Regions from separate parts of the Homo sapiens genome. Here region 1 is linked to region 2. The links are chromatin loops, found by intact Hi-C in ENCODE. Cell type or tissue: heart left ventricle. All regions are shown on one strand. Each heading gives the region's core, and the rest is flanking DNA. Links, peaks and the distances in the headings are about the cores only. Region 1 overlaps ARHGEF7 (Rho guanine nucleotide exchange factor 7). Region 2 overlaps LOC105370364 (a long non-coding RNA gene).

The links. A loop is a pair of places that touch in the nucleus more often than their neighbours do. Peaks named below come from ENCODE experiments on the same cell type or tissue, not always from the same donor. Only the 100,000 strongest peaks of a DNase experiment are listed, where the experiment ranks them.
Region 1: it touches region 2 in a loop (2.6-fold over the local background); 4 of 110 quality-filtered maps call a loop at or near these places.

Annotation. Positions count from the first base shown.
Region 1 is chr13:111,198,547-111,214,903 of GRCh38, forward strand. It overlaps ARHGEF7 (Rho guanine nucleotide exchange factor 7), which reads left to right. Exons shown (of 22, transcript NM_001354046.2): 3 at 6,743-6,827; 4 at 11,326-11,456. Among named protein-coding and RNA genes, the nearest start is that of ARHGEF7-AS1, 58 kb to the left of the region's middle. RefSeq lists enhancers at 4,150-4,199, 7,318-7,819, 7,820-8,319, 13,142-13,669, 15,323-15,858. In heart left ventricle, for the core only: no CTCF peak of the experiment used is centred there; a DNase peak (open chromatin) is centred at 6,416; H3K4me3 peaks cover 3,585 bases; H3K27ac peaks cover 3,138 bases.
Region 2 is chr13:110,935,718-110,952,074 of GRCh38, forward strand. LOC105370364 (a long non-coding RNA gene) reads right to left here. Exons shown (of 3, transcript XR_931732.3): 3 at 9,739-9,832. It also overlaps the pseudogene PARP1P1. Among named protein-coding and RNA genes, the nearest start is that of LINC00431, 22 kb to the right of the region's middle. RefSeq lists an enhancer at 6,615-6,864. In heart left ventricle, for the core only: a CTCF peak has its summit at 8,768 (motif pointing right); no DNase peak of the experiment used is centred there; H3K27ac peaks cover 858 bases.

The sequences.
Region 1 (16,357 bases), core at 3,340-11,339, 260 kb after region 2:
AGTGGGTGTTACAGCTCTTAAAGGTGGTGTGTCCGGAGTTTTTTGTTCCTCCTGGTGGGTTCGTGGTCTTGCTGACTTCAGGAACGAAGCTGCAGACCCTTGCGGTGAGTGTTACAGCTCATAAAGGTAGTGTGGACCCAAAGAGTGAGCAGCAGCAAGATTTATTGTGAAGAGCAAAAGAACAAAGCTTCCACAGTGTGGAAGGGGACCTGAGTGGGTTGCTGCTGCTGGCTTGGGTGGCCAGCTTTTATTCCCTTATTTGGCCCTGCCCACGTCCTGCTGATTGGTCCATTTTTACAGAGTGCTGATTGGTGCATTTACAAACCTTTAGCTAGACACAGAGCTCTGATTGGTGCATTTTTACAGAGTGCTGATTGGTGTGTTTACAAACCTTTAGCTGGACACGGAGTGCTGATTGGTTCGTTTTTACAGAGTGCTGATAGGTGCGTTTACAAACCTTTAGCTAGACACATAGTGCTGATGGGTGTGTTTACAATCCTTTAGCTAGACAGAAAAGTTCTGCAGGTCCCCACCCGACCCAGAAGCCCAGCTGGCTTCACCTCTCAATATCTCATTGGTCAGAGAAAGTCATGTGGCCAGGCCTGCCCCTGCCTGTAGGAAGCTGATGGGCATCACTGGGCTGGATGTAGACTCCTCCTCGAAGGGCAGGGGGAGTGAATGAAAGCAGCCATACTGTCTGCTGCAGTGAGCCTGGGTTAGAGAGGCAGAGGAAGTTGGAACATAGTGTACTGAATGTGAAAATTTAAGTTTGGGTCAATATCAGCTCTTAGAACTTTTGTCTGCTGAAGCCTTTTTATTTTAGAATAATACTCTTTTTGATTGAAGCTGTCCTGGAAACCACTGTGGATATTTCTGCTAGTAGTCGTCCTCTGGTCAGAGGTTTTCATATTTGGGAGCACAGGTGACTATAAGCTCCCTGATGTTGCCTGTGCATACTTGTAAGGTTACCCTAAGGGCCTTAGCCTGCCAGATGCTTGCTGGTGACCAGCCGAGCCCCATCTTCCTCATGTCCAAATGAGTCCTCCTTTTGTCAGGTGTTAGTTCAGGAGGTAAACTTAATAATAAATGTGGCTGCTTTGGTGTAACCATAAAATGAGGAATATGCTAAAATAGAATTCCTTTGGAGGCATGGCAAAAATTAAGGCTGGAAGTTGAGTCTGGGCCAGATTGTAGAGCCTTTGATGACTGGTTCCAGCATCTTTGGCTTCAGTTTCTTCTGTGGGGTTAGGAGTTGGAGTGCTGGGTGCCCAGGAACAATCAGCCTGGGCCTAGAGACTGGACAGCAGTGGGGAACGGGCACCAGACAGTGACCTCCTGATATGCCTGTTACAGATGGTGGCCTTAGGTCCACATTTGCATGGGCTCACCCCTCTTCCTTTTTTCTGCTCCAAAGTCTGTGCCTCCATTGGGAGCACATACAGTTGTCACCCACTCTGTGAAGCCCTTTCTGACTCATGTTACGGGTACTTGCTTTCTGCCGCCGTGGACTACTCGGTGACTCCTCCTCCTCTTCCTCAACACCTAGGGCGACTTTTCCCTACCATCTTTCTGTGTCTGTGGACATCACCTCTCTCGGCCCCTAGATGGGAGGGGTCCTTACCAGCCTTGGGCTGCGGCCTCTCTGGGGAGAGCCCAGTGCCCTCCCTGCTGCATCCTTCATTTTCCTCCCGGTCATCTCCAAGCCGAGCCTCCTTTCTCTGGAACCAAGTGTGGGAGATGCAGTTGTGGTACAAAGGAATGAATGCCCACTTGCCTTAACTCATTTTTTTTTCTCTTATTGTCCTGTAGCCAGCTGCTGAATTCCTCACCACTCACCTTCACCTTTCTCTCGTTTTCTGTTCAGCCAGCTCTCTTGACCCTGGTGCTTCCTTGCTCGAAATCATGTCTTTTTTTTTTTTTGACAATACACTGTGTCAGAGGAATCCTTGAGTTTTACAACTGGAAGTGACTTTAGAGGTTAGCTGATTCAGCTTCTCTCCCTTCCCAGGTGAGGAACGGGACACCCACAGCTGTGTGGAGACTTATCCACCCTGCAGGTGCCAGCTAAATCCTTCAAAATGACCTTTCCAAAATTAACGCCATGTTCTGACATAGCCAAAACTGTAATGTCTGTCATACATGACAAGGTTAGTATTGATGTCTCAACACCATCTGATACGTAGTCTGTATTTACATTTCCCCAGGTGTTCCCAAGTACACTTTGTAGATGGTTTATCCAAAACGGTCCAGTGCAGGGCCCCTTCTGGCATCTGGAATCTCTTGATCCAGAGCAGTCTTGTTTTCCATGGCCCAGAATTGTGGACAGACTTAATGTCTGGCTTTTGTAGGTGCCCAGAAGCTGCTTGTTCAGTGAAGACATGGTAAAGACAATGGGGATGAGATACTGAAGACATTTTTTTCTTCTTTGGCTCGGGGGGGATTTCCCTCAGTCTTAAATATTAATGAAGTTCGGCCTTCAATTAAAAAACCATGCCCTTGGTCGTCCTCCATGCCATTGTCTTCTGAACCTAGGACTTGATCCCCAGGCTTGTTGGCTCCTTCCAGTCTCTCCCCAGTGTTTGTCCAAATCCCCATCGTCCCCCTTGTTCCTGTGGCTGAGGTTCTCCGACCTACGATTGCAGAAATCTTCCTCAGATAGTTTCTCTGCGTCTCACTATTTTCTTCTATGGTTTGTATAGTTTAGCACCTTCTAGCCATTCTATTTTATGCCCAAATCGCTTTATATATGGCCTGTGTATTTCACAGAGGGCAAGATAATTTTCCTAAACAGTGCCAGCTACAATTCAGCTTCCTAAGAAGCAATTTCTGGAAAGCACTGCAAGAGAAACGAGGTCCAGTAAACATACTCTATGAGAATAGAGTTGAGAAAGTCATTGTACTTTGGGGCTTCATTTTATCTCTAAATGAGAGGGCTGACCTGTAAGTCATGTAGATGATTCTTCTCTCTGTTCAGTGGGCTTTTTCTTGTGGTTATTTTGCATTTTTAAAAGTAAGAGTTTTCCTTGGCAGAATGGAGTTATCTGTAGGTCTGTTTTGATAAGTGAGATTTGGTGTGCCCTTTTCTTTTTGAAAGTGTGGGGCATTCCAGTTGCTGCTTCCTGTCCTCAAGCATGTTCCCCTTTCCCTGGTGAGGATGAGAAGTCTGAGGTCTAAGGGGCCCAATGCAGGGCTGTAGCAAGCAGGTGGTCAGGGAGGCTCTGCTCCGTAGTCTCAGCCCTCTTCCTTCTTCCAGCACCGCCGTGTCCTTCCCACAACGTGCCGCATTGTGTTGTGCGGTTCAGTGTTAGACCATGGGAACTCCCCTCCCCGCCACTTTTAAGAAGGTATTTTTCTATCCTTGTTTGAATACTCTGGGCTTCTTTTATCCCTGATTTGGTATTGTATTTGATTATGTAGTTTCTATTGAGAGCAAAATACCAAAAATAAGCTAAGGAATTTTAATGTTAGTTTTCTGGTGGAAAACTGGTAGGATGATTTCATTTTGGGAGTATCGGATCATTCTATTGCACATTTAATTCACTTAAATGTAAAAGTAAGGGTGAGTGTTTGAAATACGCTTTTTCAAATGGATAGATCCTAAAGCGTATTATGGTGCGAAGTGTGTCTGTGCAGCCACCCTTGTCCCCAGCATGGTGCCTGTGTGGGGTAGTGCAGGTGGCAGGAAGTGTGCCTGTGCTGGCATTGAGGCTTCAGCTGGGCAGGATTCCTAATGACCTTCCTTACCTCACCAGGAGCGCTTCTCACGCTTGGCTGTGTGTTGGAGTCACTTGGAGAGGGTTGGCATTTTGATTTGAGTCTCTGGACTCCAGAACACTGCTGGAGTATCCTGCCCTTTTACAGCCCCCCAGGAGGTCTTAACATGTAGCTCCTGCTGAGAATTGCTGCTCCTGAGGCTGAGGCTTCCAAAAGGAGGCCTGGAGACAATGGAATATGGTTTGTACTTCCTTCCCTCCTGCTGCTCCTTGCCATTGCCAAGAGTGGAAATACTGCTAAAGCACCCAGCAAGTCATGGTGGGGAATGAATGAATCCCGTCTAAGACACTTGTTTTAATAACCCTAGGGAACAATTTAGTGTGCTAAATGTCATGGTAATTCTTACATACACACTGATTTACTTTTTGCAGAGAGATTTCTATAAAAGTTTTGAGACTTCCCTATTATTCCCATAGTACAAAATTTCTCTGTACTCAGATTTTTCTGTTTCTGTTTTTTGTTGAATAGATTTCTATTTTAGGAAATAGTCTGTTATCTTTCTCTAGAGAAGCACTTCAATCGAAACATTTTGTTGGCTGAGAATGTGCATTTTCCCCCTCTCAGGGGTAAGGATTTGCCTCATCTCATTGTCTAGCTTCCTGTTGAGAAGTGTGGTGTGTGTATTCACTTAAACTCTGATGTCATATTGAAGCCCATTGGTGGGCAGTTTCAGCCAATCAGATGCTTCCTGGGTATCCAAGTAAGAAAGATATATAGTTCTGGAATAACAGGAAACTTCACATTTTTCACATCCTGTTATTCTGGGTTTTGTGACTTGCTGCCTTGCCACTATGAAGGTTAGTAGAAATTTATGTATGTATTTCTTTTTGTAGTATACAAAATTGACAAAATAAAAAATGACTTGAATTTTCAGAGCACTAAGATTAGATCTGTAGAGCTGAAAGACATTCAGATCTCCTATTTAAAAATGTTATGATGAAGAGAAATTTTATGTTTTGCATATAAGGAAGCTGAGGCCTATTTAATTCCTTTTAAAAAATGCAGCTTAACCCGTATTTGTTATAGGTGGTTATGTCAGCCTAGATGCTGCTCTCATTTGAGTTGGGATTTCTTCTTAAATAATAAATATTACAACAAATGTATTCTGTATGAAAGATGATTCTAAAGACTATCTGTTCTAAGGACTGTTTTTTAAAGGAAGGATTTAGCTTCATGAAATCAGTTATATTTTGTGCCTTTTGTTAGAAATGGCATCGGTAAGCACATAGAATGCTTAGATGTGTTCACAGCTTTCCTTTTACGTTTTGTGGTTCCATCTGATATTTCCTTGTGAACTTTAAGAAAGTGACCTCTGGTTTTCAGCTCCTTTCTTGACTCTTTTAGTGATTTGGTGGGTTTTTCTCTTGAGGTAGTTTTTCAAAGTCTGGTTCTTCTTTATTTATGTTTAAACATCTCATGACTATTTTTACTTATTTGGAAAATTATAGACAGAAGGCCTTTAGCTGCAGATGAATTTTGAATAATACAGCAGGACTTTTTCACATTTGGTGTCACTTTTCTTAGCTTCTCTTGGCGTGAGCTTCATTACAGCAGCATGCGGTGCCTGCAGGGTGGGTGGCTGGTTGGATGCTGGTGCACGTCTCCATTCGGATGCCTTTTCACTGTGCACCGGCCCCTGTGCTGGGTGTTGGGAGATGTACAATCTGCCACTGCAGATTTTTAGTCTAGGGAGGCCTGTAGACATCCACCATCAAACTATCATGACACGTGTTCTGGGGGAGCCTGGCTGGGGACCTGACCGGGTGTGGTGGGGGCAGCCAGGCTGTCAAGGCAGGGCTGTGTCAGGAAGCAAGATGAATAAGGATTAGCCAGGAAAGGGAAGGGACCGAAGGCAGGAAGAGGAAGAAGTGGGGCTTCTGGCAGGGTCTGCTAGAGGTGTGGGGAGAGGGCAGGACTGACAGGAGGAGACGACAGCCCTGGAGAGAAGGTGGGGCCCTTGTCCACTGATGCTTATTTCCGGTAATCTCAGTTAGAACATATGGCAACAGGATACACGTTTTGGTTTTTAAATGTATCTTTCTGTTATTGGCACCTCTGAAAGAATTTTTTTCTTAATTTTTCTGGAACATAGTTGTGGACGATTTGACTGTTTATCTTTGCTTGAGGTTATTTGGTGATCAGAAGCCATATGTAGTCTTTGGGCAGTATCTGAGATGAGAGCTCTGTTTGTTTTGACATGGCTGTGTGTGTGCACACGCGTTCTAGACACTAGTTGCCACATACCTAGGCAAACCAATGTGCTTTACCTTTCCAAGCTCCAGGATGGTGGTGGGAAGTGCCTGCCAGTGGCAATGTGACCAGCTCCATCGTGGTCCCAGGGCTCTAGATAGCCCTGGACTGGAGGGGATGCGGTTGTGGGCTTGCCTGGTTCTGGCCTCAGAGCTCTGAGGGTGGTGGTCTCTTGTCCCTGCCCCTTTCCTATCTGGGATCTGCTTCTCCTGTCTGTCCTCCTTTTACCCTCACATCCACTCTGCTCTCTGATGTCCGCATTTTCTTTTGCTGCTGTTAGCTTTGGAATCGACTGTCATTTTCCCTTATTTTCTGTGGCTAGGAAAGAACATCTGTAGCACGCCTTGCCTGGGGCCTCTGTGTTAATCTAAGGAGAGGAGGATTGCGCAAGCACCGTGCTTGCTTGCTGAATGCCAGCAGCCCACCCCCCCACCCCGCCCCGCCCCCGTGAATGAGCTCACACTCCAGAGGGGCAGGGGCGGGTGTTGGGTAGGGAATTGGCCTAATGCCGAGGGGGGACCCTGCACCTAAGTAGGAGAATTTTGATTGGGTTCTTACCTCAGGACTGAGAGACTGAGCGTGCTGGTCTCCCTGTCGCAGGTTGTGCGGTCTCCTTAGGATTTCAGGCTGAGCATCGTCGCGTTGCTGGGAGAACTTAGTTCATCCTGCACCCAACATAAGACTCTACTAATTTTGCTTGTTTAATTTTTCCTTTCAGACGTTTGATGCAAATGATTTGTATCAGGGGCAGAATTTTAACAAGGTCCTCAGTTCCTTAGTGACTCTAAATAAAGTAACAGCAGGTAAGACTCTTTTTTATTGAACTCGAGGGGGTGGGAAGACATACGGGCTGACACCTTTGGTTTTCTTGTTTTACCAAAGCCAGGGGAGCATTACTGAATTTAAAAAATAAGCTTTTGTTGCATTACGTTTTGATTGTTCCTTTTGCTGTGATATTTTATTTGCCTTGTTAGAATAGAATCTTCTTTAAATGTTCTGGTATATATCAGGTGTTTTCCTTTCTGTGGGTGGAGAGATTTCTCACCTGAACGTATAGCAGGAGAAAAGTGTCTAGTTCTTATGGGAAGGCTCATGGGCTGTGTTGGAGCTAGAAGCACCTTTCTCTCAGTTTTTACTGAGTGTATGCTGGTTAAAATTTGTATCTAGTGGGCAGAAGTTTTGAGCTGTGACCATGATAAGGGAGTGGCTCGTGGATTGGCCTGTAAAGTCCACACTACCTGTCCAGGGCTCCTGAGGGCTGTGGCACCCAGGTACATGGTGTGTGTGGTCCTAGCCCCCATTAGTACTGAAGTGGAGAGGAGGTTTTGGGGACATGGTGTGCCCCTCTCATGGGCCACAGCGAAGACAGGAGTTGTTCAGACAGGTCCTCTGAGGGAAGGTGCATGTTGTCCATGATGCCAAGGTCCCCGGAGGAAATGCTCCATGAGCCCTGAGGAGCTCTTTCTTGGATTTCTGTGTGGCTCAAAAGGAAGGAACTTTTTAGTTGCTTTTTTGGTCTTATTAGAGTAATTTTTTTTTCCTATTTACCTTCACGGATGTTAAATATCAGGTTTGTGGGGGAAAGTGCCGTGTCCTTTTCAAACAGAAACCTCCTGAGTTGATTTTGTCGGGGTCGCTTCTCAGCTTCGTCTGGCCCTTCAGAGGGGGGGGTGTACTTGCCTCACTGCACATTGAGGAGAGACGGGGGTTATGCATGCTTTGGGGCTGCAGTTCCTGGCTCCCGGAGGCTTCATCGGTGGTGCAGGGACTGTCCTTGGTGCTGCCTCCCAGCGCATGTGTGCTCTGACTGCTGTCTGGAAGCTGATGCTGCTGCTGCTGATGCTGATGCCCCGGCGAGAGGCACTGGCCCCCATCCCTGGGAGCAGGGGCAGACCCCAGGCAGAGGTGTGGCTGTGGCTGCGTGTTCACAGCTTGACTTCTGAGGTTTAAAGGACTGTTCAGATGAAAGCATCGAGGAAACAAAAATTTAAATGGCAGGATTATGAAGATGGATGTAACTAATGAAAATTGTCACATTATTTAATGCCTTCTCTGTCTCTACAATCTAAAAATGATCCTTTTAATATGAACAAACAATAAGAAAATCACAGCCGGGTGTGGTGGCTCATGCCTGTAATCCCAGCACTTTGGGAGGCCGAGGCGGGCGGATCACGAGGTCAGGAGATCGAGACCATCCTGGCTAACACGGTGAAACCCCGTCTCAACTAAAAATACAAAAAAATTAGCCAGGCGTGGTGGCGGGCACCTGTAGTCCCAGCTACTCGGGAGGCTGAGGCAGGAGAATGGCGTGAACCCGGGAGGCGGAGCTTGCAGTGAGCCGAGATCGCGCCACTGCACTCCAGCCTGGGCGACAGAGCGAGACTCCATCTAAAAAAAAAAAAAAAGAAAAAGAAAAAAAAAGAAAATCACTTATCTAAAGTTATGGATGACATTGAAAAGGACATACATTTAGAGTGGATCACTGGAATTTAATACAAGAAATACTGCAACAGGTGATGTACAGAAGTGGCATATTCATGTGTCCTGACCACATGGGGGAATCTGCCTGCAAACTCATATTCATCCATGCCTCAGAGTTTTGAATTATTTTTTATGGAGGCAGGGTCTTGCTCTGTCGTCCACGCTGGAACACAGTGGTGTGATCTCAGCTCACTGAAGCCTCAGCCTCCTGGGCTCAGGCAGTCCTCCCACCTCGGCCTCCTCAGCAGCTGGGTCTGCAGGTGTGTGCCTCTGTGCCTGGCTAATTTTTGCATATTTGTAGAGATGGGGTTTCGCTGTGCTGCCCAGGCTTGTCTTAAACTCCTGAGCTCAAGCTATCTGCCTGCCTTGGCCTCCCGAAGTGCTGAGATTACAGGCTTATGCCACCATGCCTGTCCTAAATGATGTGCCTTATAATTAACGTAGATCTCTGTGGCAGATGGGGCAATAGCACAGATATGTAAAATCTACAAGTAATCCTTAATTTGACTCTGCTCCCATTGAATACTTTTTTAGAGGTTGCTCACAGGAGCAGAAGATAGTAACTTTGAATTTCATTGTAGATGTTTTCTCTGCTTTTGCTGTAAGTGGGGGTGCTAATTAGGACGAAGTGGCTTTAGAACATGGCTTTAATTTGTACACTCAGTCTTGGGATTGTCAACCATCTAGGTTTGAGACGGTAGGATTTACAAGTAAATAAGAGAAGTCAGAATCCAGTAGCTCTCAGGCTATTAGTTTTTACCTCTACCTTATGGAAATGTATTTTGTATATGTTCTTGGTATCATTGGCTATGTGTTGGATGTAAAATAGATAGCTTTGTTCTTTACAAAGACAAATTTGGAAGTTACCACATAAACTTGGTACTTTTAAGCTTTTAAACTATAGGAATGACCCCTCCTAGATGGAAGGAATGCTTTGCTTTTCTGTTTGCCCTTTGTTTTTGTTTTTGAAGTCAGTGGGAAGGCAATACCCGTACGTTTTCTTTTTGAGACAGAGTTTCGTTCTTGTTGCCCAGGCTGGAGTGCAATGGCATGATCTTGGCTCACCGCAACCTCCGCCTCCTGGATTCAAGCGATTCTCCTGCCTCGGCCTCCCGAGTAGCTGGGATTACAGACACGTGGCACCACACCCGGCTAATTTTGTATTTTTAGTAGAGGCGGGGTTTCTCCATGTTGGTCAGGCTGGTCTGGAACTCCCAGCCTCAGGTGATCCACCAGCCTCTGCCTCCCTAAGTGTTAGGATTACAGGCATGAGCCACTGCGCCTGGCCTCGTTTCTTTCTAGATTTCAGCTTTCCTTGATTGGCAAACAGTAAGACAACTGCAGCAGCCACAGTTACTGTGGACATTCTTGGGAAAATTGTCATTGTCTTTCTGCTTCTGTCTCTTAAAATCATATGTGTTCTCAAGGCATTTAGTTGACTGTAACTGGCCTTTTAATTGGATAGAAGAAAGCTTGGTGATGGGGAAGTACAGAATGTCTTCAGGATGGCCCTCCTTGTATGAGAATTTCCTGGAAGGCTGTGGCCAGCAGAGCACTGCAGACCATGGCCGGGAGCCCTGTAGAATTTGCTGGAAATGCCCTTTTAGCTGGTTTTGTGCTGCGGGTTGCCTGAGACCCCTGTGTTCTCAAGCAGAATGTGCTCTATAGAGATTACTCGTAACCTGCCCTCAGCAGGTCCTGGGAAGTGTAGGGTGAGGGGGTGACCTGAGAAGAATTTAAGATCGTTGGAGTAGCAAGCCCCCATCTGTGGGGTCAGGCAGGTGGCGTGAAGGGAGGAGCTGGATGGAAGGGCATGGGTGCTGGGTCCTCTCAGGACAGCCCCTGCCCAGCTCTGAGCCAGCTTTACCTGATGGGATATAGACCTGGTGTGGCCACATCCTAAATGTGTCAAGAGCAGTGGGGAATCTGGGTTTTTGGTGATACCTTCAGACTTTTCGATGTTGACCGTTTAATTCAGAATTTTATAAGATACGTGCAAGCCAATCCAAACACCTGGGAGGAAGCTGGGACCTGGAGACTTAGGGTTGCTTTCATGGAAGCCTCCCTGGAGTTTAGGACATGGCCGGGCACGTGCCTCTCAGAACAGCGATTTTCCCAGCAAAGTTTTTCACAGCCTCATTCTCTCTTTTTTTTAATTGAGTCACTTTTAAGAATAAATTGCTATTATTTATTTGTTGGATGGCCTGTGTGGAGTGTCTTATGAAGGGAGATCCAGAGAACAGAACTAAGCCTCTTACTGTCTGTTTACTTTGATTCTGTCAGCAACTTCATGAGGTGAGTAGAGCCTGTGCTGCCTTAGTGTTGGGGAAATAATCCTCACAAGGTTCTCTCTGGCTGAAAAATACACTGGATTTTCTCTTTTAAATAAGAGTCTTTTCCTTCTGTTGCTTATTGCATGACACATCGTCCTGGAAAAGTGGGCATGTGGTGGTGATGCTTTGGAGAATCAGTACTTGGTTGTTCTCCGCTCCATAATCAAATTTGAGAGGCTTTTTTTTCCAGGTGAAGGGAAAATCTTTAAAAGTTATAATACATTTCACAAACTTTTGAAAATTATATTAGAGAAGAACTGATTAATAGTTATCTCCAGATAATTTCTGGAAAGGTAGTTGGGGAATGAATGCAAGTCATTTATGTAGCAAATAATTTGTTCTTTGTTTTCTGCATAAATGGGCTGCTTTGTTGTGGTCTTTTGGTGTGTCCCTCTGTGCTGCCCTAGTTTTAAAGTCTAGTGTGTAGTGTGGGTGCGTGGTATCAGGCGCTCTCAGCTCTCTTTTTCTGTGTGCATGCTCTTTGCAGACATCGGGCTGGGGAGTGACTCCGTGTGTGCCCGGCCCTCGTCTCACCGCATAAAGTCTTTTGACTCCCTTGGATCACAGTCTTTGCACACTCGGACTTCAAAACTGTTCCAGGGCCAGTATCGGAGTTTGGTAAGTTTGAGAGATTTTGTTACTTAAATATGTTTGGGAAGGATATGAGTGTGTATGGATATATCTGAGAAGATACGTATGCCTCCATTAATGGTGTTAAACAGGGCAAAGGTAGCTGGACTTCGCCTCCGTTGTGCCTGTAATCTGGTTTGGCATTTGCTCATTACCAGATGATCCAGATATTATGCTTAATGATTGCTTTTGAGAAACTCATTTGTTTTTAGGTTGTATTGCAAGACTCATGACTCGATATCTGGAGTGATGCTGCTTTAAAAAAACACACCCCTTGTCATTTGCATGGCATTATCAGCTATGCACATGTACAGAAATATTGAGAATAAGAAATATGTATGGAAAAGTACTCAGCTCCGTAAAGAAGAGATGGTTAAAACTAAAGAATCTGGCCTTTCTTCTCTTCATGAAAGCATGGCTTAGTGTGCTTTACTAAGTCAGGATTTAGTTTACAGGGGAGGGAATCCCTTAGAATGACTGATTGGGACGCAGAGAAAGAAACTTAGATGATCGAACAGTTGTCGTGGAGAGTGAAAAAATACTCGTTTAAAAATGCTCAGGATACAGGCTGTGAGTAAAGCCCATGGAATGTAATAGTGAAGTTGAAAATGAGAAACTCAAGCAGGGTTAAACAGGGCTGCCTGTAGAGTGTTGGGGCAGAGCCAGGGCTGCCACTCTGCAGTCCTGCACCCTTCTCTGAGCTGCAGCTGGCGGGCAGTGACTTCGATTGGCTGCTGGGGATACCACTGCTTTCTCGCGACAGTACATACTTTGTTAGAAACATAGTGATCTTGTAACGTGAGTCTAGAGAGAACCCTATTCTAGAGTCATGAAGGGTCCATGGATTTTCCTCTGCCTTAACATGGGGGAGTATTGCTAAGTAAGCTGATGGTGGTCCTCAAGAAATAAAAGTTAATTTAGATAGAGTCGTGATTTGTAGAGGGAAATAAATTACAGTGGTTTATGAAGCATGTGTGAAAAATGGAAAGATATGCGAGGAATGTGATTTTTATGTTTCTGAACTTTTTGAACTCAAGCTCGCTATCATTGCTGTGTCTCCTCTTAGAGGATCCCCGAGGGGTCTGACTGCTTCAGGCGTGGTGGGCGGTGGGCTGCATGGCCTGAGTGCTGCAGTCCTCACAGCAGCCCCGAGAGGCCTGGCTGTTGCTGTTTCCTGCTTTGCAGGAGCCTGTTCTGGAAGAATTCTGTGGACTACCATTGGGAGCATTAGGATTCCAAGTTAAAGAGGACTAAACAAACCACTTTAAACACACTTGAAATGAGCTCTGTAAAACACATGAGGAAAACATAAGAGAAATCAGCTCGCCTTGGGTAAAGCTGTGATTTGCTGTCTCACCCGTTCACTGGTGGCAATTTTCATCTGATTTTTTTTTCTTTTTGAGTAGAGGACTAGATTACAAATGTATAATTTTAAGTAAAATAAAGTTAAATGTAATGTTTGTTGGTAATGTTACTGAGATCATAGTAAGTATTGGATTAATTTTTCATTAGCTGCTGAAATTTCGTTATACTAGAAATAGACTTGCGCTCTCTGACCTGTGTGAAGTCTTTTTGGGCTGATGTTTTGATTGGGTGCTAGAGAGCTGCTTTCTCTTTGATGGAATGTGCAAGACCTCTCTCAGCCATGCTAGGTAAGAATGAATGTTTCTTTACCCTTAGGTTTTTCTGTGTAGTTTATCGATAGCACTTTGTAGTAGTTTTCTTGGATTAAAAATTAAGAACTTATCTTGAAACAAGAATGGCCTAACATTCCTTTGAAGCTGGGCAGTGGATGCATGGAGGGCCACCTGTCACTCTCTCCTTTTGTGTGCATTTGAACATTTCCATGATAAAAAGTTAAGCTAAAAGGCAACTTGCAGTTTCTTGAATGTCAGTTTTGAGATCATATTAAACCTAAGCTTTGAGATTGCGTAAGACGCTTCCATCCCCCAGGCGAGGATCTGTGTTCTGAGGGGCTGGTGTTGTTTATGCCCCTTTGCTCTTGTGTTGCTCCTTCATTACCTGCCTCCCTTTCAGTGTAAGAATGTGTCCTCCAGCCACCACTGCAGTTGCTGGTTGTTTTTATAAGCTTGTTTTTCATCTGTGAAACCGTCAGCCCCCTGCCTCGGGACAGATTTCCTGTCTTGGGATATAGGCAGGCTTGAACAGTTTGATGTTGCGTTTACTGCTTTGCACTGCAGTGGAGGTTTTCACTTGTCTGCGGTGCCCCTCCACCATTCCAAGGAAAGAACAGTCAGGGGAGAGTTCTTACCCACTTCCAGAGGCTGAACTAAATCGAGCTCTTTATCCAGTTCGGCTCTGTGATGGGCCTCGGTGGTGAAGAATGTGGTAGGCGCCAGTTGTAGATTTAGGTATGGTTTTTCTCATAGATAAGGCATGAGTTCATACTTCACTCTTTGTTCGACACCGCTGGAATTCCTGGTGACTGCTGTGCTTTTAGTCTTCAACTGCTGGCTGCTGATTGGTACAGCCTTGAGTGCTGAATGCTGTTCTCAGAGTTTGGGGATGGCGTTTGTGAGGTGATTGTCCCCATCATCCTTCATTTCTGGGAGAGGTGACTTGATTTCTTAAAGTGCTGCTTCTGCTTCTGGAAACCAGGGACCTGTACGTCTGGCACAGTCCTGATGCTGGCAGCTAACCTTGGCTTTGGACCAGTCACCGAGTGTATTTCCAAGACATGCAAGAAATTATATCCAAATGTATTGTACACATTGTTAAATATTTTCATATACCATATTTTGTCAATTCAAAGACTTCTCTTTTTAAGTCATTTTAACACATCTGGAAGTACGTGTATCTTACAGTTGATGGTATGCCATAATGTAATTGACAGTATTTGGTGGAATATAAAGGCATTGTCTAATTTTTGGCATCTTATATTGGTTGACATGAGGAAACTGAAGCTTAGAGAAGATATTTACCCAAGATCACAGCACTCAGAAATAGTAAAGTTGGAGTAAAAATTGTGTCTCCGTCCTTTGGCAAGCATTTCTCCTTCTGTAAAGGAAATTATAGGTGCTCTTAGAGAGCGGAGGAGAGGGTATTGTTGGTGTGAAGCAGCACTCCAGAGTGTCCTGGTTTTGGATTGTTAGGGTAATTTCAGAACATGGGATACAATAAAGTAATCAGGTGATTAATATCCAAGATACTGATGGGTGGTGCTTTGGCTCCAGGCATCAGAAAGAGGCCGTTAAGGAGCATGGTGGGCATAGATGACTGTGCCCGGCCAGGTCGTGTGTGCCTGGATGGGGTCTCTTCTCCCTTTGGGTTAGGGCAGTGGGGGAACTGTCTTCACTCCCCTCCAGTTACTAAATTTTATTGACACGTAACGTACATAGAAAACCAGTTCATGTATTGTGTGCATACAGCGTGATGTATTGCATGATGAAGTTTTATACATGGAACATTCCCGTGTAAGCACCCAGATGAGGAGGCAGAGCATGACCAGCCTCCAACTCCTCGATGGAGCTTGCGTTCCCCAAGGTATCTGCTGTCCTGATGTCTGATGGTGAAGATGAGTTTTATCCATTTTTGTATTTTTTTTAGCAATGGGATTCTGTGGCATATCCTTTTGTTGTTGTTGTTGTAACGACTGGCTTGTTTTTCTCAACTGAATGATTTAGATTCCCTTAGAGTGTCATGTTGAGTCCAGACAGGTAACAAGCTACAGTTTCAGGAGAGCTTTTTAAAAAAGGGAAAAAAACCCCACAATGATAAAATAGTGATGAAATCCATCTCTTCCAGCTTCCTGTAACACTACTGACAGTGAACGGACCCCTCACTCAGCTGCCGTGATTTTAGGCTGAACGTGGTAGTATAGAGTGTGTAGTTGGAATATAGCCTTTTCTAGGACACCCTTTTCCAGCCAGTCCCATGCATCTTGCGCTCTGATGGAGCACTTCTTGGCATGTTCTAAGTAACCTGTCTTGAGAGTAATAGGCAGAAAGAACATTACAGAGCCCACATGTCCTTCAGTGTAATGACTGCTGAAGAATGGAGGTATGTTGCGACGTTTCACCTGGATACCTGGATCTGAAACAGCTGCCTGCCCCCTGTACCCTTCCTTGGATTCCCCGCTCTCTTAGACGCCGCCCTTTCTTTCTGGGGTGTTGCATTGATGAAGTAATGTCAGTAGGCGTGCCTCCCTCACCCGTACCTTAAGTGTAGAGCGTGCATGCATTTGCACACTCAAGACTGAGGTGGAACTCCGCTGCCTCTTGATCATACCTCATCTCCCCTCTGCTTCCATTCAGGCCTGCCCTGGCCTCAGCCCTGGTGCTGGCTGGAGCCTCAGGGCTGGCCAAGGGTGATCTCGGGCACCTGACCTGGGAAGGGGCCTGCTGCGCCTGCGTTGCTTTGCTCACCACAGCTGTGTTCTGGCATTGGAGCTGATCACCAGGGTGCATGCACTGTGAGCCTGTTTTCCACAAGGCCGGCGTGCCCAGGTGACGTTGGATTACTTACAGGAGAGCATGGTCGCGATCACAGCAGACAGCTAGTGAGTGGAGATGGTGGTTTGCAAAAAGAGAACTTGACATAGCACAGTGAACTCGGGTCACGTTTCACCACACAAGAGCAAGGAACACGTGACAGTTTCTGGATGGGATCTTCAGTTGCAATGGCAAACTTGACCCTGCCCCTTGTTGGTCACAGGGCCCAGAGAGCTTTGTGTCTGCGCTGGTAATTGTTCGCTGGCGCTTTTGTTGCCAAACACTGAAGAGAGGCTTCTTGATTAAATATGAAATATGCATTAAGTATTTCACTTATGAATTTGAATTACTAAATACATATTTATAATTAATACTTAATCTGTAAACACATTTAAATAGATAAGTATTAAATATTTTTGGAATAATATTACAGCTACT
Region 2 (16,357 bases), core at 4,620-12,619:
GCTGGAGTGCAGTGGAGCGAACTCTGCTCACTGCAAGCTCCGCCTCCTGGGTTCATGCCATTCTTCTGCCTTAGCCTCCCGAGTAGCTGGGACTACAGTCACCCGCCACCACGCCCGCCTAATTTTTTTGTATTTTTTAGTAGAGACGGGGTTTCACCGTGTTAGCCAGGATGGTCTCGATCTCCTGACCTCGTGATCCACCTGCCTCGGTCTCCCAAAGTGCTGGGATTACAGGCGTGAGCCACCGCACCCAGCTGAAACCAGGGCATTTTAAGAAAGAACGTCCGGAATGGAAAAAGGAAGAAAAGGTAATCCCCATTATGAGTTTTAATGAGGACTGGGAATCAGGGGTTCCTTCTAACCAGGTCCCACAAGGAACCCTTCATAAACTTGAGAGTGGGACCCGAAGGGGAAAAAATGACATTTTTGGTCGACACTGGAGTGGCTTGCTCTTCCTTAATATACCCACCAAGGGGCACATACCCTCTAAGGAAAAGTTAACAGTATCAGAGTAAAAGGGGAGGGATTTCAAGTTCCAATATTCAAGAAAATGTTAATTAGGCAGGAATCAGAACCAATTAAGGAGTCACTCTTACATGTTCCCAAAGCAGGAACTAACCTCCTGGGTTGAGACCTGATTGTAGATTAGATTTAGCTTTAGGATTAGGAGTAGAGGAGGGACAAATAAAACTAATGATGGTTCTCCTAACAGAGGAGGAAGAAGATAAGATTAACTCCCTTTTGTGGGTTAAGGAAGGCAACGGGAGGATTAAAAAATCACACCCTTACAGACCGAATGAAAACATCCAGGAGAAAGAGTTTACAGGAGACAATATCCCATACCCATGAAGGGAGGAAAGGTCTCCAACCGGTAATAGAAGGACAAATTAAAGACGAACTATTGAGCTGGGTACTCGGGAGCCTGCGGCCAGGTGAGTGTGGGCGGGGCGGCAAGGCGGAAGCTCCAGGCGCAGGCGGCGGAAGCGCGTGTCTCCAGGTCGTCGCGTCGGGCTCCTGGGATTTGGCGGCAACTGTGGGAGGATGGCAGAGTCCTCGGATAAGCTCTACTGAGTGGAGTACACCAAGAGCGGGCGCACCTCTTGCAAGAAATGCAGCGAGAGCATCCCCAAGGACTCGCTGCGGATGGCCATCATGGTGCAATAGTCCATGTTTGATGGAGAAGTCCCACACTGGTACCACTTCTCCTGCTTGCGGAAGGTGGGCCACTCCATGCGGCACCCTGACGTTGAGGTGGATGGATTCTCTGAGCTTTGGTGGGATGACCAGCAGAAAGTCAAGAAGACAGCTGACGCTGGAGGAGTGACGGGCAAAGGCCAGAATGGAATTGGTAGCAAGGCAGAGAAGACGCTGGGTGACTTTGCAGCAGAGTAGGCCAAGTCCAGCAGAAGCAAGTGCAAGAGGTGTTATGGAGAAGATAGAAAAGGGCCAGATGCGCCTATCCAAGAAGATGCTGGACCCTGAGAAGCCTCAGCTAGGCATGATTGACCCCTGGTACCACCCAGGCTGCTTTGTCAAGAACAGGGAGGAGCTGGGTTTCCAGCCTGAGTACAGTGCGAGTCAGCTCAAGGGCTTCAGCCTCCTCGCTGCAGAGGATAAAGAAACCCTGAAGAAGCAGCTCCCAGGAGTCAAGAGTGAAGGAAAGAGAGAAGGCGATGAGGTGGATGGAGTGGATGAAGTGGCCAAGAAGAAATCTAAAAAAGAAAAAGACGAGGATGGTAAGCTTGAAAAGGCCCTAAAGGCCCAGAACGACCTGATCTGGAACATCAAGGACGAGCTAATGAAAGTGTGCTCTATTAATGACCTGAAGGAGATGCTCATCTTCAACAGGCAGCAGGTGCCTTCCGGGGAGTCGGCGATCTTGGACCGAGTAGCTGACAGCATGACGTTCGGTGCCCTCCTTCCCTGTGAGGAATGCTCAGGTCAGCTGGTCTTCAAGAGCGACACTTATTACTGCACCGGGGACGTCACGGCCTGGACCAAGTGTATGGTCAAGACATGGACACCCAACCAGAAGGAATAGGTGATCCCACCGAGAAATCTCTTAACTCAAGAAATTTAAGGTTAAAAAGCAGGACCGTATATTCCCCCCAGAAACCAGTGACCCAGTGGCGGCCATGCCCCCACCCTCCACAGCCTCCGAGCCTGCTGCCATGAACGCCTCTGCTCCAGCAGATAAGCCGTTATCCAACATGAAGATCCTTACTCTTGGGAAGCTCTCCCGGAACAAGGATGAAGTGAAGGCCACGATTGAGAAACTCGGGGGAAAGTTGATGGGGACGGCCAACAAGGCTTCTCCGTGCATCAGCACTAAAGAGGAGGTGGAAAAGAAGAAGAAGAAGATGGAGGAAGTGAAAGAAGCCAACATCTGAGCTGTGTCTGAGGACTTCCTCCAGGACTTCTCTGCCTCCACCAAGGGGCTCCAGGAGTTGTTCTCAGCGCACATCTTGTCCCCCTGGGGGGCAGAAGTGAAGGCAGAGCCTGTTGAAGTCGTAGCCCCAAGAGGGAAGTCAGGAGCTGTGCTCTCCAAAAAAAGCAAGGGCCAGGTCAAGGAGGAAGGTATCAACAAATCTGAAAAGAGAATGAAATTAACTCTTAAAGGAGGAGCAGCTGTGGATCCTGACTCTGGTCTGGAACACTCTGCACATGTTCTGGAGAAAGGTGGGAAGGTCTTCAGTGCCACCCTCAGCCTGGTGGACGTCGTTAAAGGAACCAACTCCTATTACAAGCTGAAGTTGCTGAAGGATGACAAGGAAAGCAGGCATTGGATATTCAAGTCCTGGGACCGTGTGGGCACGGTGATCGGTAGCAACAAACTGGAACAGATGCTGTCCAAGGAGGACACCACTGAACACTTCATGAAATTATATGAAGAAAAACTAGGAATGCTTGGCACTCCAAAAATTCACAAAGTATCCCAAAAAGTTCTACCCCCTGGAGATTGACTACGGCCAGGACAAAGAGGCGGTGAAGAAGCCGACAGTAAATCCTGGCACCAAGTCCATGCTCCCCAAGCCAGTTCAGGACCTCATCAAGATGATCTTTGATGTGGAAAGTATGAGCAAAGCCATGGTGGGGTGTGAGATCGACCTTCAGATGCCCTTGGGGAAGCTGAGCAAAAGGCAAATCCAGGCCGCGTACTCCATCCTCAGGTCCAGCAGGTGGTGTCCCAGGGCAGCAGCGACTCTCAGATCCTGGATTTCTCAAATCGCTTTTACATCCTGATCCCCCACGACTTTGGGATGAAGGATCCTCTGCTCCTGAACAATGCAGACAGTGTGCAGGCCAAGGTAGAAATGCTGGACAACCTGCTGGACATTGAGGTAGCCTACGGTCTGCTCAGGGGAGGGTCTCACGATAGCAGGAAGGACTCCATCGATGTCAACTATGAGAAGCTCAAAACTGACATTAAGGTGGTTGACAGAGATTCTGAAGAAGCTGAGATCATCAGGAAGTATGTTAAGAACACTCATGCAACCAACCACACACGATGCATATGACTTGGAAGTCATTGATAGCTTTAAGATAGAGTGTGAAGAGGAGTGCCAGCACTACAAGCCCTTTAAGCAGCTTCATAACTGAAGGTTGCTGTGGCATGGGTCCAGGACCACCAACTTTGCTGGGATCCTGTCCCTGGGTCTTTGGATAGCCCTGCCTGAAGCACCTGTGATGGGCTACATGTTTGGTAAAGTGATCTATTTCGCTGATCTTGTCTCCAAGAGTGCCAACGACTGCCATACATCTTAGGAAGACCCAATAGGGTTAATCCTGTCGGAAGAAGTTGCCCTTGGAAACGTGTGTGAACTGAAGCATGCTTCACATATCAGCAAGTTACCCAAGGGCAAGCACAGTGTCAAAGGTTTGGGCAAAACTACTCCTGACCTTTCAGCTAGTATCCCACTGGATGGTGTAGAGGTTCCTCTTGGGACCAGGGTTTCATCTGGTGTGAATGACACCTGTCTACTGTATAATGAGTACATTGTCTATGATATTGCTCAGGTAAATCTGAAATATCTGCTGAAACTGAAATTCAATTTTAAGACCTCCTTGTGGTAATTGGGAGAGGTGGCTGAGTCACACACGGTGACTCTGGTATTAATTCACCCTAAGCGCTTCTGCACCAACTCACCTGGCTGGCTAAGTTGCTGGTGGGTAGTACCTGTACTAAACCTCCTCAGAAAGGATTTTGCAGAAATGCATTAAAAGCTTTTTCCCAAATTTTTTAGTCTCTTGTTTTGTGTTGTGTTTGTGGGGAGGGGTTGTTTTTGTTTTTTCTTGCCAGGTAGATAAAACTGACAAGCTGGAGAGAGATTCTGTTTGCATGGATTAGTCCTCTGGAAAAAACCAAGCTGTGCTACAATATCTGCCTTAGTGGTTTCCCCAGGGAAGAAAAAATATGTTTCCACCCTTTTTTTTTGTTTGTTTGTCTTTAGTTTTGATTTTGGAAAGATGTTAAGCATTTATTTTTAGTTAAAAATAAAAATTGATTTCATACTAAAAAAAAGATGGGTTATTGAAACCCTGTATGTCACCATACAATACTCCAGTTCTCCCAGTAAAGAAACCAGATGGGTCATACAGATTAGTGCAAAATCTAAGGTCTATACATAAAATTGTCCAAACTTGACATCTTGTGGTGCCTAACCCCTACACCCACCTTAATAAAATACTCTATAAACATAAGTGGTTCAGCATAGTGGATCTGAAAGATGCATTCTGGCCATGTCCCCTAGACTCTAAGAGTAGGGACCTCTTTGCCTTTGAATGAAAAACCTCATAACTGGGAGAAAGCAGAGGTATCACTGGACTGTGCTGCCACAAGTTTTCACGGAAGCCCCAAACTTACTTGGTCAAGTCTTAGAAAAAGTTCTGGAGGAATTCCAACCATCCAAAGAAACCCAGCTGTTACAATATGTGGATGATCTTCTAATTTCTGGGGAAAGGAGGGCCGAGGTATCAGAAGCCACCATAAGCTTACTTAATTTCCTAGGGGAAAAGGGGTTGCGAGTCTCCAAAACCAAATCGCAATTTGTAGGAGAAGTTAAATATTTAGGACACCTAATTAGTGAAGGAAAGCAGAGAATAAACGCAGAGAGAATATCGGGAATAGTGGGTCTGCCCTTGCCTAAGACAAAGAGAGAACTCCAAAACTTTTTAGGTTTAACTGGCTACTGTAGGTTATGGATGGACTCATATGTTCAAAGGACAAAGATTCTGTATTTTAAGTTACTAAAAAGGGAACCCAACCCCTTGCAAAGGTCCCCAGAAGAAATTAAGGCAGTGGAGGATTTAAAGCAAGCCCTCACACAGCCCCAGTCCTGGCCCTCCTATCTTTAAATAAAACGTTTCATCTGTCTGTAACAGACCAGGCCCTTGGGGTGCTCATTCAAACCTGGTGGGGTGGAGGGGGTGGGCGGGAAAGAGGCAACCTGTTGCTTTTATCTCCAAGCTTCTCAATTCTGTCTCAAGAGGGTTTATAATTGCTTATGGAAGTATTTTTAGAATTGTTGCTTTAAAATCATGTCAGATATCATCTCAGTGTTCACATCTGTATTGGTTCCCTAGGGCTGCCATAACAAAGCAACACAAACTGTGTGGCCTAAAACAACATAAATTTATTCTCTCACAGTTTTGGAGGCCAGAAGACAGATCAAGGTGTCAGCAGGGCTATACTCTCTCCAGAGGGTCTTCCATGGAAGATTGCATTCATTGCTTTTTCCTTCTGGTGACTGACAGCATTCCTGGACTTGGGGCTGCATAGGTCCAGTCTCTGCCTCCATCTTCATATGGCCTTCTCCTTTTCTCTGACTCAAATCTCCTTTTGCCTTCCTCTTATGGGGACATGTGTTGGCGAATTTGGAACCCAGGGTTATCAAATCTCAAAAGCCTCAACTTAATTACATCTATGAAGATCTTACTTCCTAGTAAGGCTGTATTTGTAGGTTCCAAAAGGTGGACATAGCTTATCTTTTTGTGGGCCACTGTTTCAACCCACTACAGCATCTGTTTATTGTCTTTTCTTATTCAAGTTGCAATCATCCTAGTTCCTGGTATATTCAGCAGTTTTGAAATCATGCCCCGAACATTTTCAGCATCATGTTGTAAGACTGTGGGTCCTCTTCAGTCTTTTTGGACAGGCACTTACCTGTTTATGCATTGCATGTAGGCATGGGTGGGGGTGGATGTTCAGTTCCCTGCTGGGCCCTGCCAGTATGGGAAGGAGGTGGGGCAGAATTTGGCTGTGACTGGCATTGCCACTAGCATTGCTCCCTCATTGCCACTGGGTGAGGATGAAAATTTGGCTGCCAAGGACCCAACATGTTGATTCAGCTGTTTTTTGATACTGTCACTTAGATTGGAAACATTTTTATGTGACCAAAATATTAAATTATTAAAGTTTTAGTTTTGAAAATTACTGTAATGAGAGATGTTATAAGATTTAGGGGTAGAACAGGAAAGGAAAAGGTCAAGCACACTTGTTCAACCTATAGCGAGATAATGAAAGAGAATTTGTATATTTTGTCTTTTATATGGCTTGGCTGTTTCCCCACCCAAATCTTATCTTGAATTTGTAGCTCTCATAATTCCTATGTGTTGTGGGAGGGACCTGGTGGGAGATAATTGAATCACGGGGGCAGTTTCCCCCACACTGCTCTCAGGGTAGTGAATAAGTCTCATGAGATTTGATGACTTCATAAGGGGTTTTCCCTTTCACTCATTCTCTCATTCTCTCTTGTCTGCAGCCAGGTAGGACATGCCTTTCACTTTCTGCCATGATTTGAGGCCTCCCCAGCCACATGGAGCTGTGAGTCCATTAAACCTCTTTTTCTCTATAAACTATCCACTCTCAGGTATGTCTTTATCAGCAGCATGAAAACGGACTAATACAGTCTTATCTGGGGTCAGTATGGTGTCAGAGCATTCCCTGGGGGAAAATTGATTCCATCAAAATATCCTGATTGGCAAACAATGATGCGGTCATGATTTTAAGAAATTTAGTGGGGAGATTGTGGCTTCTGGATTGGAAGGCCTGGGCTGGAATGTTGATCCCCACTGACCACTGGCCACATGATGGTGTGACGGTGAGTAAGTTGTTGGTTATCTCTGAGTCCTCAGTCTTCCTCATATAAAGTGGAGGTGATGTCTATCTAACAGCACTTTTGTGAGGATTCAGTGATGTAATGTGCATGGGAACAATTCATCAATCACAAAAAATGTTTCTTGGAAGTCAAGTATAAAGCCAAAAGACAAAGAAAATAATTCACATTGAAATAGTCACTTTTTGAAATATCCAGTTGTTGAGGGGAGAGCTGAGGAAAAACTAAAAATTAAAAAAAGAACAACAACAAAAATGAAGTCCAGATGTGGTGGCTCATGCCTGTAATCCCAGCACTTTGGGAGGCCAAGGTGGGTGGATCACCTGAGGTCAGGAGTTCGAGACCAGCCTGGCCAACATGGCAAAAACCTGTCTCTACTAAAAATACAGAAATTAGCTGGGCGTGGTGGCGGGTACCTGTATAGTCCCAGCTACTTGGGAGGCTGAGGCAGGAGAATCGCTTGAAGCTGGGAGGCAGAGGTTGCAGTGAGCCGAGATCACACCACTGCACTCCAGCCTGGGTGACAGAGCAAGACTCCGTCTCAAAAATAAATAAATAAATAACTAAATAAACAGTGAAATATCCATTTGTTGATCCATTTATTGATAAACAATTATGGAATGGTTTAGTAGAAATAGGATAGTGTTGGGCATCAGAAATATTTGCATCCTGCCCTGCTACCGACTTACTGGAAGGGCAAACAAAGGACTGAGGGATTCGAATCAGAGACTGTTTTTACTGGAATAGCCCTTCCAGGCCTTTCATGCAACCCCTTGTGTCCAGATGAGAAAACTGAGGCAGCGACTAGTGACTCACTAGTTACTGAGTAAGTCAGTAGCAGGACATCATGGAAAGAGGTGATGGGACATTTTTGTCTTTTCAGAAGAGAGCACAGCTGGAATTACAAATAAAATGGCATCATTTGATTCCATTTCTAACCGCCTTTGGAATGGTGTTTTGGAAAGAACACCAATCCATTGCTAAGACTGTCCCTAGGGAACAAAAGTTCTCTATCTAGAGATGTTCTAAGATACGATCATGAACTTCTCCTGCCTTTCTGGAGAAATGGGAAAAATCACACACTTTAATGTAAATAACACCCCCCAGCCTGATCATATCAATGTGTTGAACAGAGGTAGGTACAGCTTGTCTACAGCCAGAACCAGTTTGCATACAAAAACTTGCAACAAGCTGACAGTTGCTGAAAGAAAGGTTCTTGTTTCCCAGAGAATGTTGGTGAGTCGAGTCCTTTGCAGGTGAAATACTGATGACAGGGTTTATCTCTACAAGTCTTTGCCAGCTCCCCAACGACCTTCCATTCTCTCTTCACCATAACTTTTTCCCTTTTGATAAACTGGAATTTCAATGCATTGAAAATTTCTTGAAAGTGAGTCATTTCCTGGGAATTGGAAAGCGTTTTGTTTTTTGTTTTGTTTTGTTTTGTTTTCCTCTGTAGAGACTTTGGTTTCCTTCAGGGCTGACATTCAAAATACTGTTAACAACCTTTGAGTTTGGCCCCTGGTCGTGACTAGCCTGACTACACAGAGGCAGAATATGAGCCCTGGCTTTCTGTGACACTCAACCCAGACACTTTGGTAATGCTGTTCCCTCTCCACACCACAAAAGCGCAAAGAGCCCTTGCTGAGCACCAGGAGGCAGTGGTGTTCTCTGTGTGCACACATATTCTGCACCTGTGTATGTGTGTTTTGCAATGTGCTGCAGTAGGAAAGGGTGAGAGGGCAGACTTTCCTAGACTCTGTTCTTAGACATAATCCATCACGGGCTGTGATGGTGAATCTTATGTGTCAACTTGACTGGGCCACAGGGTGCCTGTGATATCCTGAGATATTCAGTCAAACATTCTCCTGGGTGTGTCTGTAAGGGTGTTTTGGGAGAGATTCGCATTTGAGTGTGTAGCTTGATTGTAGCAGACGGGGCTCCCTAGATGGGTGGTGGGTGTCCTCCAACTCTGAAAGCCTGAACAGGACAGAGGCTGGCTCTGCTCTGAATACACGGAACTCCTCCTGCCTGCCTGCAGCTGGGACATGGGCTGTTTCCTGCCTTAAGACTGGAACTGAAACATTAGCTCTTCCTGAGTCTCCAGCTTGTAGACTCTGCAGGTCTTGGGACTTGTCAGCCTCCATAATCACATGAGCCAATTCCATATTATAAATATCTCACACACACGCACATACACACACGCATATATTCACACACACAAATACACATGCACACACACACCACACATACACTCACGCACACACATCCACACACACGCACACACACATGCACACGCACACACACATGCACACGCACACATACACGCACATCCTATTAGTTTCCCTAGAGAACGCTGACAAATACGCAGGCTCTGAGGTTATGTTTCTTCAAAGCTTATGCTATCAGACAATAGCAAGCTTCGAATGCTGTTATTTTCCAGAGTTAATTAGGTTTTCATCTCTTTTTATTAAGGAAAAAAACCATGTTGCCTCTAACTTAATATTTAAATATGTTTATTTTGTTTGTCATCCTTAGAATAAGACAGTTTTCCTTTATACAGAATGTTCCATAATTCGGCGTCTGCCCCAAGGGTGGGAGTGAGTGGAGAGTGCAGGCTCTGCCGGCGGCCCTAGTCCTAGCCTGGCGTGGCGTCCGCCTGTAGTAACTGGCTCTCAGTACACTTTCATGCAGCTTTCTCTTCTGCTTTAGATGATCTCCTGTTGGAAAGAACAGAGTTTCTTGAGAAACTGGGTGTTTCATTAACTGTTCTTAGAGCCTATGTTTCAGACCCACCGTGGCTCACTCCACCAATAAGCATGGGCTGTGAGGCTGACGGGTGTGGCTGGTAGCATTAGACTCCCCTTCTTTGAGTGTCCACGCCCCACACAGATGCCTTCTTAGGGCTGCACAGGGTGGCCTTCCCCAGGTGCAGGGGGTGAGTACCAAGCGCTCCCTGTGTGCCGGGCCCTGCACTCAACCCTCTGCAGACAGCATCTCCTTCCATCTCCTCAACACCCAGTACAGGTGCTGTGATTATCCCACTTTGAAGATGAAGAAGGCTTAGGATGCGCGGTCATTTGCCCAAGGTCTTCCCAAGGTCACACAGCTCATAGGGGCCAAGTTGGGATTGGAACCCAGGTCAGACCGGCTCCAAGCCTGTGCTCCAGCCCCACCCAGCCCCCAACAGAGCCTGATCCTCTGGCTCTATGAGTGGGTGTGGGGCTCAGGGAGCAGAATTCTTGCTTTCAGTTTCCCAGGAAGGCGCTGGGTGACTGGAAGGAGAGACAGGGAGAGGCACCTTGAATGGAATGAGGCCGGTTGGTCATCTGAGTGGGAGGTGCTGGGATGGCCCCTGGGGGTGCTCCGGGTGTGCTAGGATTCAAGAGGCCCAGAGAGGGCCAGGCTGGCATGGGCATGGGGGTGGGGGCTCAGATGAGCCTGGCAGCGTGCAGTGTGAGGGGAGATGGGCACCAGCAGGATTGGGGGGACACCAGGGGACAGGAGGAACTGAGCCCTCAGTTGTGGAGGGAGGGGAGAGCCCTGTGGATGTGTCCGGGGCAGGAGGACGGAGGGGGCGCTGGCTGCGTCAGGCTGCCTTTGGCTCTCCTGTGGGGCCACCCTGTCCAGTGTCATTTCCCCTGCATTCTCCCTCAAAACCCATTGACAACTCCAAGCTTGGCGGAGCTGGGCTGGTCCTCCTCCTCCTCCCCTCACAGCGGCCGGCTGTGGATCTCATTCCTGGGATGTCAGTACCAGGAGGTTGGGGACTCCTGGTTCTTCACTGTCCAACATTGCCAGGGCTCTGGAAGTCCCCACTGTCACCTCCGGGGCTTCTGTTGCCGACGGCCACACCTAGAGGTGCTGGTGACGTACAGGAGCTTCATCAGTGCAGAGGCCCCTGTCTTTTGCTGTTAGAGTTATAGGAGAATTTGTGGTTCTCCCTGCAGAACAGTCAAGTCCCAGGGAACTGGAATCTTGACAAGGTCAATCATGAAATTGTATCTAAAGCAGCAGAGGTTGTCCTGGACAGCAGCACAATCTGGGAAATTGGCTGTAGCTTGAACGACCGCTCACTGCCCTTTCTACACCGCGTGTGTTGGCCTGGTCCCTGCTGCTGGGGCACGAGCAGACCTTGTGGCCTGGGGTTTTGTGGTCCTGGGACTGACACTGGCCTGGCAAAGTCTGAACATGGGGGGCTAGGGGCCCCACTTCAGAGAAGCTCCTGGCCTGTGCTCGATGACAACTGGTGTAGCAGGGAGGTCTCCAGCGACGCTTCCCGGGACCGTCCTCTTCGGCATTTTAACAAAGGACGAGCTGGCCGGCTTCCCACGCTTGTGGACAGTGAGGGGCTGGGAGCAGCAGCCGACAGGCTGGATGGAAAAGTCAGAACCCCAATGCTTTAAGAGGGGACAGGGAGGCCCACCTAACTGTTCTCTAGCAGGTAAGCTCCCAGGCAGGGCTCTCTGTTTTATGTAGAAACCCCAGAGCCTAGGACAGTGCCTGGCACGTGGTGGGTGCTTGGGAAGCACCAGTGGAGGTGAGTGAAGGTGACAGGGTCTCAATGTCTGGCTCTGTGCTCGGGCTATGAAAAGCCAGCCATGTGGCTCGGCAATGGCTCATTTGCCAAAGTCTTTGGAGTTCACAGACAGCAGCTCGGGATTCATGGTGTGACGCGCTCCAGACGGAGGGTCTCAGGCTGCGTGGACGGGCAAGTGCTGCAGGGTATGGGGGGAGGGGCTGGGCACACTGGGCTGCCATGTGACTCAGGGATACCGGGAGGACAAGAGGGCTGTCAGCCTCACCCAGGACTGGCTCCCAGGTGTTCTGGAAAGCTCTGAGAAGCCTGGGGCCAGGGACAGAAGCCACAGGATCTGCATGGCCAACTCTTAGCAGGTGGACAGTGGTGGAGCTGTGTGAACAGGGAGTGGAGAAGGGCTGGACTGGGGGTCCCCACCCCACGAGAGGGTGGGGGGCCTCCTGAAGGGGGTGTGGGGGCCCTTTCTGGGCCTGTCATGGGGGAGAAGGCTCCCGTCATCACATGGTTGAGACCCTTGAGTAGGTGGGTGCTGGCAGCCTTGTGAGTCCTGATTATTCCTGGGCTGAGAAGAGAGAGCGTGCTTTCATTGATGTGGCCTGCGACTCCTTGAATTTGGACTTGTTGGGACAGGTGAATGTCTGGACGGGGCTCCCGTGGAGCTCAGGCGGGTCCACCTGGGGGCTGGACTCACTTGCTCTTCCTGGAGCTGCTCAGAGACACACGTGTCTGCTGAGTGGGAAAAGAAATCCCCTAGCAGCAACCATTCTGGCACTTAACTGTCATCAGAAGGGTCTCACATTCTGTTTACCTAAAGCTCTTGGAAGAGTGTCAATGACCTTTTCCAGAGCTGTGAGGCTTTTCATCTCACACATTGTTTCTCTCTCCTCTTCTGTGGAAAAAATTCAGGACAATGATCAAGATTTGACAAAAAATGATGACTTAACTCCAAGCTCTTGTTTTTCCTTTCAGCCAGGCCATGGGGCTCTAGACCCCAGGCCATTAGCTTCGACCCTGCCCAGTCCCAGAGAGCCACCATAAACCTTGTTCCACGCCCCATCAGCTCCAACAGATGCTGAGAGAATTGGTTGGATCTGAGAGTGTAGACCTACCACCCTCTGTCTCTTCACCGGCAAGTGAAGTGAAGTCACTGCTGTGTGCCACTTTTCCTTTATCTTCTGAGACCATTCTTGGAACGTCCATTAGAATATGATTGATGTCATTAAGAAGCCAAATATAAAAGACTATGCCAAAAAAGATCAGCATCAGAACAAGGAGAAATCACATGATAGGCTCCATCTTCCCTCGTCGTCATGTCTGCAGATTTTCCATTGTGTAAGGAAGCTAGCCTAGCCCCAGGAGCAGAGCCAGTGAGTGTCTGCAGGTTTTCCATTGTGTAAGGAAGCTAGCCTAACCAGGGGATGAAAGGGGTCAGTGTCCACAGGGTTTTCCCTGCTGTAACAACTGAGAGTTTTTCGTTCCTTTGAGCCCCACTTTGAAAACTCTCTGCCTCATAACTGCAGGGTGCGGGGCCCAGGGCCGGTTCTGCAGAGGCTGCACTCTGGAGCAGTCAGTGATGGAGCTCAGGCTGGCCCTAAACAATGAGGACCAGGATCCTTGGGATGGCCCTACCTGTGGAATAAATGGATACAAAACCCACTACTGGGAGCCAGGCCTCATATCAGGTGTTTGTCAGGTGCGTCTGTTTGAAGAGGAGGAGTGGGATTCTGGAAGGGGCAGCCCAGCCAAGGAAATGCCCTGTCTTTGATGCCAGGAGCATTGGGATTTGCATCTGCTCCTGCATAGCTGGGGCGTTTCCAGAATCGAGGGTGGAGAGAAGCAAAATGGACACCAGCCTGGCGGCCTGACCCTTCAGGGAGCCTGGAACACCGCCCAGAGAAGTTCCAAGGGCTGGACAGGCCATAGGGAGTGGTGGGCACCGGGCCGTTCTGACCATGCAAACAGCAACACCTGCGGTCCCACCTGCTGCACGGTCCCCACGGGAAGCGCTCTGATGGGAAGCTGTGATGGGTGCTCCTAGGAAGGCCTCCCCCGTCACGGTGGGCCTGGGCCTAAGGATGTGAGGCCTCTGCCATGTGTCCCCATATGTAAGAGGGGTAAGTGACACCACTAGCCTTGTTCCTGCCCAGGGCCCTCAGCCTGCTTGTCCCCTGGTGACTGTGAGGGTAGAGGAGCCCACCTCAACCAAATATTTGGACAAACAAAAAGTCTGAATATTCAAAGAGCCACTTAACATCTTAAATTTGCCATCAGTTGCCCACTGAGCAGCTATTGCAGACTGGTGGCTTTCTGAGATGCCATGTGATACAGTTTGGCTGTGTCCCCACCCAAACCTCATCTTGAATTGTAGTTCCCATAATCCCCACATGTCATGGGAGGGACCCAGTGGGAGGCAGTTGAATCATAGGGGCGGTTACCCCCATGCTGCTGTTCTCGTGAGAGTGGGTGAATTCTCATGAGATCTGATGGTTTTATAATGGCTTTTGCCACTTTTGCTCAGCACATCTCCTTCCTGCAATCATGCGAAGAAGGACGTTTCCTTCCCCTTCTGCCATTGTAAGTTTTCCTGAGGCCTCCCCAGCCCTGTAGAACTGTGAGTCAGTTGAACCTCTTTCTTTTATAAATTACCCAGTCTTGGGTATGTCCTTACAGCAGCGTGAGAACAGACTGATACACCACGTCACCAAGTATCTGTTGCTCACTGCAGACCCTACGTGGGGACGCTCCTCTCCAATCTCCCCTGCCCTCCCTTTGCTTGGCATCTCTAGGCACCACGCCTTCCCTCTCCCCAGTCTACCAGGCTGTCATGTTAGCCTCTGTGTGTCCTCACATCCCCTTCTAGACTGGCCCTCCCCATTATCCCAAACTCATCACTTACCTTTCTTTTCTCTCAGTCCCTAATGCAGCTGGTCTTGGCTTGGTGGTTAGGGGCAGAACAATTCAATTACATTGATTCATTTACACTAGAGTGTGGCTTTTGGGGCCCAAAGGAGTCTGGTGCTGTCCCGAGCTCAGGAGTTGTGTAGGGAGGAAGGCTCCACCTGGAGGCCTTGAAGCGGCCTCTAGGGCTGAGCAGAGGAGGCAGCAATGACATGGTGGAGGCTCAGGACTGTGTGGGCTGACTTCCTGGGCTGCCCTCATGCCCACCATGCCCTCAGAGGGCGGCTGTGGCCCCAGGGCCCTGGAGGGCTCTTTCTCTGTGGCTTCTCTGACAGCCAGGTGTGCCTTATGCTGTCCCCTCTTCCTCTGCCGCTTCCCCAGACTCAGACCTTCCCCGTTGACTCCATCTCAGCCTCGGCCTCACGGCTTCAGTCTGTTCTTATTTCCTCTCATTCCTTCAGTGCGCTCATGGGTCTGATTCACAGAGCTGGATCCTGAGGTCCCTCCTGTAGACTCACCTGTGACCTCGCCTGCCAAGGAGATGCCCAGTGATATTTAACCCATAACCATCAGGCAATTTGCACAAGCCAATGAGTGGGAAAAATTCAGAGATACTAAGAATGTTAGGTTTAAATAGAATCTTATTCTTGCATAAGCCCAGAACATCTCCAGTTCAATCCTTCCCGGCTCCAGAGGCTGGCTTACTGGGGGACTGTTTGAGGAATGGGTTGGGATGCAGATTCCTGGGACCCAACAGAGATGCTTGACTCAGGGATGGATATTTAATAAGCTCTTCTCCCTGGTGCCTGGAGCATAATTAGGCTCGGGAGCTGTGACCTGGTCCTGGGTGTGGGGTATACCACAGACATCCTGCACATGTGTGCTGGGCAGGTGTCCTTTCTGGATTTGAATCTCTAGGATAAAGAGGAGATATTTCACACCATATGGAGTCTAAGTGCCTCACCCTCTGAGCCTTTGCACACTTGTATTTTTCGCAGCAAACTCATCTGTTGGAGGGAGGCTTTTCCTTACTCCTGAGGGAACCCTCCAGGGGCACTCTGGCTTTCTCTGCGCCTGCCCCGGGGAGGAGAAGTGACATAGCTGAAGCTTTGGGAGAGAGGACCAGGCATTGTGGCAGCACCTGCCTCCCTGTCTTGACATCTGCCTGCCCACGAGACATTTCTGCTGTGCTTCTCTGGGCTGTGGTTTTTCCAGGGTTGGCCCCATGGGAGGGGGTGGGGGGTGCTAGGGGTCCCTCAGTCCTGACAGAGACCGGGAGATCTGCCCAACTGGGGGCAGCGGGCACATTCTTCCACCAAGGGTTTATCCTCCACAAAGGAGATGTTTTTGCCTGCGTCTGCCTGCCTCCTGCCTCTTCCGTTACAGCTGGACTTGGGCAGGGGTAATTGCAAGGCTGAAATTACCATCGAAGGAAAATCTGCCTGTATTCCCAGAAGAGGGTAGCTTTTTCTGATGTTTCTGAGAAGTGCTGTTGTCATAATCCTCTTTAATATGGACTTCTTTGATTAAGAACATGGAAAAAATGGGATGGGGAAAAGTTTTCTTGATTACACATGTATAAACATTTTTGGCCCATGCTTTATTTTAAAATGCAGGGATGGGATGCTAATACGGTTTGCAAGCTCTATTTGGAAATGTGTGTTGGCAAGTGAATGTGTAAACAGAGTCAGGTGTCCTCTGACTCCCTTGAACCAACAGTGTGGACCTTGGCAGATGGCAGGTGAACCAATCCTAGGAACTGGAATTTACATTCTGGGTGCAAGATTTCAAGAGAGTGCTGAACTTT